Linked DNA regions of Mus musculus: region 1 is linked to region 2. A link is a contact called in ENCODE Hi-C or POLR2A ChIA-PET data. All regions are on one chromosome and are shown on one strand. Each heading gives the region's core, a stretch centred on a gene start or an enhancer-like site at or near the end of the contact. The rest is flanking DNA. Distances are from core to core; before and after follow the strand shown.

Region 1 (4,749 bases), core at 2,186-4,685, 37 kb after region 2:
GTGTTGGGTGTGGGGGGGTGTTTGTGTGGTGCATAGGTCAGAGGACAGCTTGGGAGTAAGTTCTCTCCTCCCACTTTTATGTGGTTTCCTGATTGAATTTAGGACCAAGGCTTAAAAAGCAAGCACTTACCTGTTGTGCCATCTTACCTGCCCCAAACCTGGGTTTCTTTCATTCTTTGAAGATGTATTTAGCTTTTAAAATATATATACTTTTATTCGTGTATGAGTGTTTTACCTGAATAGTGGGCACTGACTCTAGGAGGGGTCGGGGGAGTCGGGTCCCCTGGAACTGGAGATACTGATGGTTGTAAGCCACCACATAGATGCTGGGAATCAGATCCCCATCCTCTGCAAGAACAGCAAATGCTCTTAACCACTGAGCCATCTCTCCACTCCCTCTTTTATTTTTAATTTTTTTGAAAAGATTTATTTATTATTATACATTAGTACACTGTAGCTATCTTCAGACACACTAGAAGTGGGTGTCAGATCTCATTACAGGTGGTTGTGAGCCACCATGTGGTTGCTGGGACTTGAACTCAGGACCTTTGGAAGAGCAGTCAGTGCTCTTACCCACTGAGCCATCTCACCAGCCCCCTCTTTTATTTTTTGAATTGTGTGTGTGCGTGCTTGAGTGTGGGTCTGTGAAAGGGTGTGCCTGTGAGTGCAGGTGTCTACAGAGGCCAGAAGAGGGCTTAGATCTCCTGGAGCTGGAGTGACAGCTCAGATCCTCTGTCAGAGCCGTGTGCACTCAACCTCTGAGCTGCCCTTACGGCCTGCTTTTCTGAATGCCACATAGAGAAGTCCTGAAGGAGGTGGCCCGAGCTGGGCTGACCCACGCTGACACCTGTGGAATCCTCTTGCTTGGATTCCTCTTCATTTCCCTGCTGTTTTTACACCAGAGGTCAGGCAGAAAGCCAGCAGCTCGAGGTTGGTGTGATCTTGCTCTTGCGAATAAGGTTTCTTTGCCCCCGTGTGTTATTTTTACTGTGCCGCTTACGGTGATACGTCAGGCAGGAGGTCCCAGCGCAGCTCCGGTGCTCTTTGCCTGGCCTTGTATATATGAGATGTTTGGGACTTTCTGTTCTCCGAATACCAGATGGCTGCTCATATGTCTGTGTCCCACAGCACCAAGTGGTCCAGTGTTTGGAGCATGTATTGGCCTGTGAGCATTGAAATGTCTGAAATAAACAGTGGAGTTAGAAAACATTTCTTTTTTCAGGCAGGGTTCACATATGTAACCCAGGCTGGCCTTGAATGAATGATGTTCCTGTTTCTACCTCTGAAGGCTGAGGGTACGGGCATCACTGCTCCTGGCTCTGGGCCTTCCTAAGGCAGATGCCTTTTGGCAGAGCCGGCACAATGATGGCTGTTCTGATCTTCTGCCTGGGTTTTGTGTTATTCTTTAATTTTTGAGTGAGATTTAATAAGTAAATTTATGAAAATTAAAGTTTAATTTTTGTTACATTTTAAAAATGTGTGTGTGTGCATGTGTGTAATGTGTTTGAGGACACTCATGCTATCGTATGTTGTGAAGTGGTCAGAGGACACCTTTGAAAGTGGCTACTCTCTGTCTACCACATGGCTTTGGGGAGCAAGCTAGGGACCTGACAGTAGGCCACCAAGTTGGGAAGTGAGATCACATCTTTTTTTTTTTTTGGTTTGGAGACAGAGTCTCTCTCTCTCTCTCTCTCTCTCTCTCTCTCTCTCTCTCTCTCTTTCTCTCTCTTTGTTTTTTGGTTTTTTTGTTTTGTTTTGTTTTGTTTTTTGTTTTTTGTTTTTTTTTGAGACAGGGTTTCTCTGTATAGCCCTTGCTGTCCTGGAGCTCACTTTGTAGACCAGGCTGGCCTCGAACTCAGAAATCCGCCTGCCTCTGCCTCCCGAGTGCTGGGATTAAAGGCGTGCGCCACCACGTCCGGCTTTTCTTTTTTTTTAAATATTTACTTATTTTATGTACGTGTGTACCCTGTAGCTGTCCTTAGACATACCCAAAGAGGGCATCAGATTCCATTATAGATAGGTGTGAGCCACCATGTGGTTGCTGGGAATCGAACTCAGGACCTCTGGAAGTGCTCTTAACTGCTGAGCCATCTCTCCAGCCCAAGATCACATCTTCATCAGGGAGAATAGAGAGCAAGTGAGCCAAGCTAAAAACCCTACTGACCTGAGAGACTTCTGCAAAGCTGCACCTCCTAGAGCCGAGGTTCTCAGCCTTCCCAGTGCCGCAGCCCTTTACAGTGCCCATGCTGTGGACCCCAACCATAAAGTTATTTCATTGCTAATTCATACCTAATTTTACTCCTGTTATGCATCGTGATGTAAATATTTGAACTGATGTTTTGGAGATTCCATGAAACGATGCCATAATCTGGGACTGAATGTTTAAATATCTGAAGCCATGGGGGAGGAGCAGCTCTCATTCACACCTGCACATAAGGCCTGGCCGCAAGCACCATTGTCCTGCTGAGCCCTGTCGCCCACCCAGTAGCCGGTTCCTAGGTTTTGTTTTGTTTTGTTTTGTTTTTAGATTTATTTAATCATTATATGTAAGCACACTGTAGCTGTCTTCAGACACTTGAGAAGAGAAAGTCAGATCTTGTTATGGATGGTTGTGAGCCATCATGTGGTTACTGGGATTTGAACTCAGTACTTTTGGAAGAGCAGTCAGTGCTCTTAATTGCTAAGCCATCTCTCCAGCCTCCGGTTCCTAGGTTTTTTACCTCACCTGCTCTCTTTTTGGGCAGGTCATAGTTCTGCTGTCTTGTCTGATGATGGCCTGCCCTACCTTCCACATCTACCTCCTTTCCTTTGGGTGCCTCCCAGCCGTGGCCTTAGCTAGCTGCACTCGATGGTATAGCCTCTCCAAGTGACCACCGTGCTCTGAGCTGGCAGAGGTGCTTCATCAGTATGGTTGATGCACTCCCCAGGTCTTGAGGGCGAAGACTGAGAAGGCAGGAGATGGTACTAGCATCAGGGAGGCTGTGAAGAGAATGGGCTTTCCCTGAGAAAGCCTGGCCTGTGAAGTCAGGGTGTGAATTAGGGCTCTGTCATCCTGCACTGACATCTGCAGACCGCCCATGAGCGCCTGGGCTGACGGCTGTCAGGATCCATCCTCATCTTTCCTGCCTACTGCAATCATGCTGGTGCCGCAGCAGCAGCTGCAGCCCGGAGTCTAGGCCCTGGGCTCTTTGACCTTGGATAAGATCTCAGTCCCAACAACTGGACGTGAATGCTGACACAGGGGTATCTTCTAAAAGGGTGTTGTGAAGAGTCAGGGACCTGTGAGTGCCTGGGGGCGGGGGTCCGGTGCTCAGGAATGCCATGGCAGCTGTCGCTGCCCCCACCCCACCCCCCAGTCAGGCCAGTCCAGATTGCCTGGTCAGTCATCTGACACTGGCTTCTACCCAAATGCTGAGTGAAATTAATCCTGTTACCCGGAAATGGCTTTTGATAAAACAGTGTGCTGGGAGACAGACCCTGTGGAGGACAGCCAGCCAGAACCTGCTGGACAGGCGGGCCCTGTCTGGAGAGGCGTGGCCTGGGTGTCAGTGCCTTTGTTGGCCGGAATCTCTTGGGTGGCTTTTGTTTCATCCCAGCCTGGGCCCCTGTCGTCTTTAGATCACGAGCCAACGTGTGCATACTTAGACTTCTAAATAGCTTGTCTTTATTAGTTCTTTCTCTAGAGCTGTCTTTGTGAGGGATATTTTTCCTCATCTGCCTAAAAGCAGTATTTTCTCTTTAGCCAGTGATTTTCACAGTGCATCTGAGCCTTAGCTGCTACTGTAGGGCAAGAGGGTCCCAGGCTGGCCATGGCGTCTGCAGTGTCTTCCAGTTTTCTCTATGCTACTAACGTCCCAGGTTAGATTTTGTTTGGAGATAAAAAGGTTGTCACCTACAAAAAGAACAGAAGGCAGCAGACAGCTGTGGCTATGCACCAGGTTGGGCCACGCTCCCAGCCAGGACCTGGAGTGTCTGGGCCAGTCCTGTCCCATAGACCCAGGTGTGAGTCAGGCTGCAAGGCACTGGGCCCTGACCTGCCCAGCAGGGCCCGGCAGCTTCCTGATTGACAGTCAATGCCTGCCCAGGCTTGCTTCCTGCCGTCCTCGCCTCCAAGCTGGGGGTGGGTGGGAGTGTGTGAGGATGGGTAGAAGATGGGCAGATATCTGGAGCCGCTTGAAAGCCCACCGACAGCCAGGGCTTCTGTGCTGTGCTGTGAGAAGCAGCTGGCAGGCGGAAGAGCCAGGTGGGTGTAGGCTGGGCCAGGCCTCAAACAGGCAGGCTCTGGGGGAGAGTTAATGTGGGAATTCTAACAGCTATGGAATAGCTGACTGAAAGACCCATACAGTGTTCTAAGCAAGATCTGTAATGTACTTTATAAAGAGCAGGCGTAAAATGTCTCCACCTTTCAGGGTGCCTGGGCAGACCACCTTCCACTTGTGTGGTCTCCACCTGTGACTGTTGATGGAACCCAGGCCAGGCCCCTCCCAGCCCCTGAGGGGTTGTTTCTGTAACATCCCCAGTGCCTGGGAAGAGATGGCTGGCTTGACACAGAAGTAAGAGTCACATGGCTGTACTTGGCTAGAGTTGCCCTGCGCTTGAGAGTTCTTGACCAGTAGTAGCCTGTCAGCAGTGAGGTGACTGAAGTCTGGGATACCAAAGGTGTGGGCAGCAGGTTCCAAACTCAGTGCACTGCTGTGTAGCTGTGGTGCGGGCCTGCTTGGCCGTGGTGGCGCACGCCTTTAATCCTAG
Region 2 (5,145 bases), core at 2,210-4,709:
ATTCAGCCAGGAATCTTGACCCAGGAAGGTGTTGAGGTCCTGGGGGGAGTGGCATTTCTTGCAGAGCCTTACATGGCAGCATTTCCAAGGAGTCAGTCAGGAAAGGCATGGGGTAGGGGAAGGATTCCTGCTGCTGCTGAGAGCTCCCCTAGGAAGAGGAGGGAAACAGGCTAGGGAGTGAGTAGGGGACATTCCATAGGTGGATACAGACCACAGCTCCTGCCTCGGAGAAAGTAAGAAGAGACAGTTTTACTCTTGGGCCAGGGAGATGACTCAGTGAAAAATGGGTTTGCTGGGAAAGTAGAGGAACCTGAAGGACCCCAGAATTCAGATCCCCAGAACCCAGGTAAAAAGCCGGGGGGAATCCCAGGAACAAACCAGCTGGCTAGACTAGCCAGAACTGTAGCGCTCCAGATTCAGTGAGAGACCCCACCTCAGTGCATAAAATGGAAGCTGTTGGAGGAAAGTCCCAATGTCAACTTCAGGGATCACACACACACACTACATACAAAGCTAGGTAAAAGCTATATAAGCTTAAATTCAATAAGAGATAGTGGTACGAACGCAGGAGGCCTTTTGTCTTGTTTATTTATTTATTTATTTATTTATTTTCGAGACAGGGTTTCTCTGCGAAGCCCTGGCTGTCCTAGAACTCTCTCTGTAGACCAGGCTGGCCTCAAACTCAGAAATCTGCCTGCCTCTGCCTCCCGAGTGCTGGGTTTAAAGGCGTGCGCCACCACGCCTGGCATAGCTAAGCAGTGGTGGTGAATGGTTTTCATCCCAGTGCTTGGGAGGCAGATTTGAGGCCAGCCTGGTCTACAGAGTAAGTCAGGGAGCCAGGACTATACAGAGAAACCCTCTTTCTTTCTTTCTTTCTTTCTTTCTATCTATCTATCTATCTATCTATCTATCTATCTATGTATATGGTTTGGTTTCTGGATTCTTTGGTTTTGTTAGTGAAATTTCCTTGTGTAGGCCAGGCTGGCCTCAAACTCTCAACCCCCTGTCTCTATCCCACTGCATCTGACTCTACTCTGTTGCAAATATATATATATATATATATATATTGTTTGGAGATGGGGTCTCATATAGACCATGATGGCTTCAAACTCTCCATGGAGCCATGCTGACTCAGACATGAGGCTGGCAAGAAGATTGCTATGGGTTCAATACCAGCCTGGGCTACAGAGTAAGACTCACAATCAAATGTTACTTTTGGTGGCAGCACATGCCAGTGTCATCTGCATCATCTGTGTGGAGCCCTGTCTGCTGACAGAGGACTTGTGGCAGCCTGGCTCTGTCAGCTTTTGATATTTGCTGATGAAGAACTAAATTTCAGATCCTCCACAGATTGCTGCTGTTTTATTTGTTACAGTTTTGTTGTTTTTCTGTTGTTTTGACAGGCTGGGCCAAGGTGGTGCACACCTTTAATCCCAGCACTCAGACTCAGGAGGCAGAGGCAGGTGGATCTCTGAGTTTAAGGCTAGCCTGGTCTACAACAGAGCGAGTTCCAGGATCACCAGGGCTATACAGAGAAACCCCTGTCTTGGAAAAAAAAAAATGCCTCAGTGGCTAAGAGCACTGGCTGCTCTTCCAAGGACCTGGGTTCAATTCCCAGCAACCACATGAAGTTCATAACTGTCTGTACCTCCAGTTTCAGGGGATCTGACACCCTCACATCAATGCACATAAAATAAAATTATTTTTATAAGAAATGATACCTTCATGTTTTAATTTTCTCAGGCCGTTTGTGACCCTGTCCTCTAAGCCTCCCCCACCCCTAACTCCTGACCCAGTCTGCTGCTGCTGCTTCTTCTTTTTCTTCTTCTTCTTCTTTTTTTTTTTTTGGTTTTTCAAGACAGGGTTTCTCTGTATAGCCCTGGCTGTCCTGGAATTCACTTTGTAGACCAGGCTGTCCTTGAACTCAGAAATCTGCCTGCCTCTGCCTCCCAAGTGCTGGTATTAAAGGTGTGCGCCACCATGCCCGGCTTGCTTGCTTGCTTGCTTTCTTTCTTTCTTCCTTTCTTTTTAAAACAATCTTTTTTTTTAAAGATTTATTTATTATTATATCTAAGTACACTGTAGCTGGCTTCAGATGCACCAGAAGAGGGCGTCAGATCTCATTACAGGTGGTTGTGAGCCACCATGTGGTTGCTGGGATTTGAACTCAGGACCTTTGCAAGAGCAGTCAGTGCTCTTACCCGTTGAGCCATCTTCCAGCCTTCAGTCTGCTTCTTAAGAGATCCAAATGCTGTCGAGTTTATCGTTAGTCCCTTAGCTCATGGTCCCTTCCTCATGTCCCAAGAGCACAACCATCAATCACCTCTGCAACTGTTGTCAGCCCCAAGGATTCCACTGTATTTGCTGGGATCCTTAGTCACACCCGCCCATTCCCCACGCAGGTCCAGTAACAACACACATGAGCTGGGGACTAATGAGGGTGGGTACATCTTTCTGGTCACAGCTGTTATAAACTTTTGTGTACAAGTATTCTCATTTCTCTGAGGACAGTTGGTCCACTTTGACAAATTTATAACTTTTTGTTTGTTTGTTTGTTTGGTTTTTGAGACAGGGTTTCTCTGTATCCCTGGCTGTCCTGGAACTCATTTTGTTGACCAGGCTGGCCTCGAACTCAGAAATCCTCCCTCTGCCTCCCAAATGCTGGGATTAAAGGCGTGTGCCACCACCGCCCAGCTAATTTATAACATTTCTGCATGAACTCCTGGAGGCCACAGGCGACCTTACATGCCTTCCTAATAGCTCTCCACTTTTATTATTATTTTGTGGTTTTGTTAGATATGTATTTGATGTGCATGAGTATTTTGTCTGCACGTATACATGTGCCTCATGTTCATACCTGGTGTTTTTTTTAAGTCAGAACCAGGACAAACAAGACTATAGAGAGGATTTTGCCTTGGAAAAACAAAAAACCAAACAAGATCAATAACAAAATGTGGTTGGGTACGATTCGCTTTCTACAGGCCTCAGAACTTCAGACCAACTTTGCAAAGCCTTTGGCTGGTTACACTTCCCCTGAAGTTCCTCTCCTGCCACCAGAGACCGGTTAATAAGGCCGCCCAGCAACTGGCCTTTGACTAGTGGTGGCTAAGGAAAGAGTTCGGTGGGAAAACGGCTAGCCATGAAGGCAGGAGGACGTGATTTCAATCTCCAGCACCATGCGTGGTGGAAAACCGCAGAGCTGGAAAGGCGGAGACAGGAGGATGACTTCAGCAGCTCGCTGCCCAGACAGAGCGTGACTTGAGTGAGAAACCCCGTCTCTGAAACACAAGACAGACAGCCCGGTGTTCTGTATCTGCAGGGGACTGACTGCTCCTAGCTGCTTACTAAGTTACCAAGCCTGGGTTCCAAACTCGAGGAAACCCGCTGCGGCCGGATCCCGGGCGACCCGGACCGCACAGCAGCCAATAACAACCGGGCGCTGCCAGCCCCACAATCTGCCGGACGTCGCAGTACGGATGACCTCACAGCGCGTCGCGGAATCTCAGCCAATCGGAGCAAATTTCTGGGAGAGAGGCAGAAACTTCACCCAATCGCTTACCCCCGACCATAGCTCGTCCAATCACAATGCGAGACAGTAAACCCCTGCCCCTCCCCCCCAAAAAAAAACAAGAGGGGGAAAGGAAAGGGATGCGGCTATAAGGCCCCACCCTCTACCCCGCGATAACACGGATCTGCGCATGCGCGGGAACGCTGAGGCGTTGCAGGCTGTGCTATTCCTGGGTTTGATGACCCGTCTGTAGTACACTGCATGAAATATATATATATATATATATATATATATATATATATATATATATATTTTTTTTTTTTTTTGTTTTGTTTTGTTTTCTGAGACAGAGTCTAGTAAAGCCTAGGCTGGCTTTGAACTCCTTGTGTGTACGAGGATCTTGAACTGATCTTTTTGCCTCCTCCCCTTGAGTTCTGAGATTACAAGCGAGCATCACCACACCCTCTAGAATGTGATTCTTTGAAAATTCATCCACTCTATGAGCGTTAGTTTAAATAGGACAAAAACGCTTAGGGCATTAATCCACTTAGCGAGCACTGCAACAGATGCCCGCTTGGTTCTTTGAGGAAGTCAGAACAATATGAAATTGTACTAATATGGATTTACATGGATTGACCCTCAGCTGAGATAAGGGTCCCTGGTCAGTCTGTATGCTGCATATTACTGAAGTGGTTTTTTTGGTTTTGTTTTTTTTAGATCAGATAATCAGAAATAAAAAGATCATGTTTCCCTCTTTTACCCCAGAGGGTCCTTTTGTACCCTCCCCCGGGGTAGCAGCACTTCACTCTGCAGACTTTCCTTTTATTGTCTGTAGAGAGGCAGGCGCCTGGCAAATGTGTGTGTAAGCCCTGGAGACAGATTGCCTGGGTTGAGGCCAGGCCCTGAACATACATTCTTAGCTATTTCAAGCAAGGCATGTAACCCTTTCATACAATATCTTCTTTAGAATGAAGGTATAAACAGAAGCTGTCTCTAGATTCTTGTGAAGATCAAGTGAGTTTGTATCAACATGTTCAGAATGATGCCTAACCCATAATAAGCAATGAACATGGACATCACAACACTATCTCCTCCTCCCCCAGTGCACACCACCAGACTGCTATCTCCAGTCTCCTAAGCAGTTAAGTGAGGACCAAGGGAGGGAAATCAGAAAATCTGACAGTGGTAATTTGGAGATAGGTACCCATGGGGAACACCAGCAAGCTGAGTCCGGAGGGGTGGGTAGGACACACCCATGCGAAGGGAGTTAACAGGAAATGGGAAGGATTCACACCATCAGAGGTCCAGAGGTGAGGAAAAGCCTTGTGGGTAAAAAGGAAACAGGGAAGAAATGAGGCTAAAGAAGTCAATAAGGGCCAGAAACATTGCAGCCGCCTGGCCCGAGACTTAGCCAAACTGTCTGGTATTTCATTAGTTAATTCTCCTTTGAAAATACTAGAACCTGTAACCTCTCCTGAGAGTTGAGGCTAGGGCCGAGCATCTGGGAAAAGCCATTGCTCACAGCTCTGCATGGAACTCCACGGGCCCCTGACCTATGGGGACCTGGCTCAGAGAACCCTACTCTCTCATTATTCTTGATGCACACCTGGGCCCCCCTGGTTTGTCATTCCCCCTGT

The links. A loop is a pair of places that touch in the nucleus more often than their neighbours do. ChIA-PET counts read pairs that join two places held with the same protein, here RNA polymerase II (POLR2A).
Region 1: a map of T-helper 17 cell shows a loop between it and region 2 (1.9-fold over the local background). The contact joins two enhancer-like sites. A Hi-C loop is called at or near these places in 3 of 37 maps with a recorded cell type or tissue (T-helper 17 cell and left cerebral cortex). POLR2A ChIA-PET finds 5 or more read pairs at or near these places in 4 of 5 experiments (Patski and embryonic stem cell).

The regions. Positions count from the first base shown.
Region 1 is chr2:32,171,161-32,175,909 of GRCm38, forward strand. The region is part of intron 1 of Prrc2b (proline-rich coiled-coil 2B); the gene reads left to right. Among named protein-coding and RNA genes, the nearest start is that of Prrc2b, 22 kb to the left of the region's middle. Within about 2 kb of position 3,436, at least 2 of the 3 ENCODE cell types and tissues checked have a DNase peak (open chromatin) inside an H3K27ac peak, as active enhancers do.
Region 2 is chr2:32,134,497-32,139,641 of GRCm38, forward strand. No RefSeq gene overlaps it. Among named protein-coding and RNA genes, the nearest start is that of Prrc2b, 14 kb to the right of the region's middle. Within about 2 kb of position 3,460, at least 1 of the 3 ENCODE cell types and tissues checked has a DNase peak (open chromatin) inside an H3K27ac peak, as active enhancers do.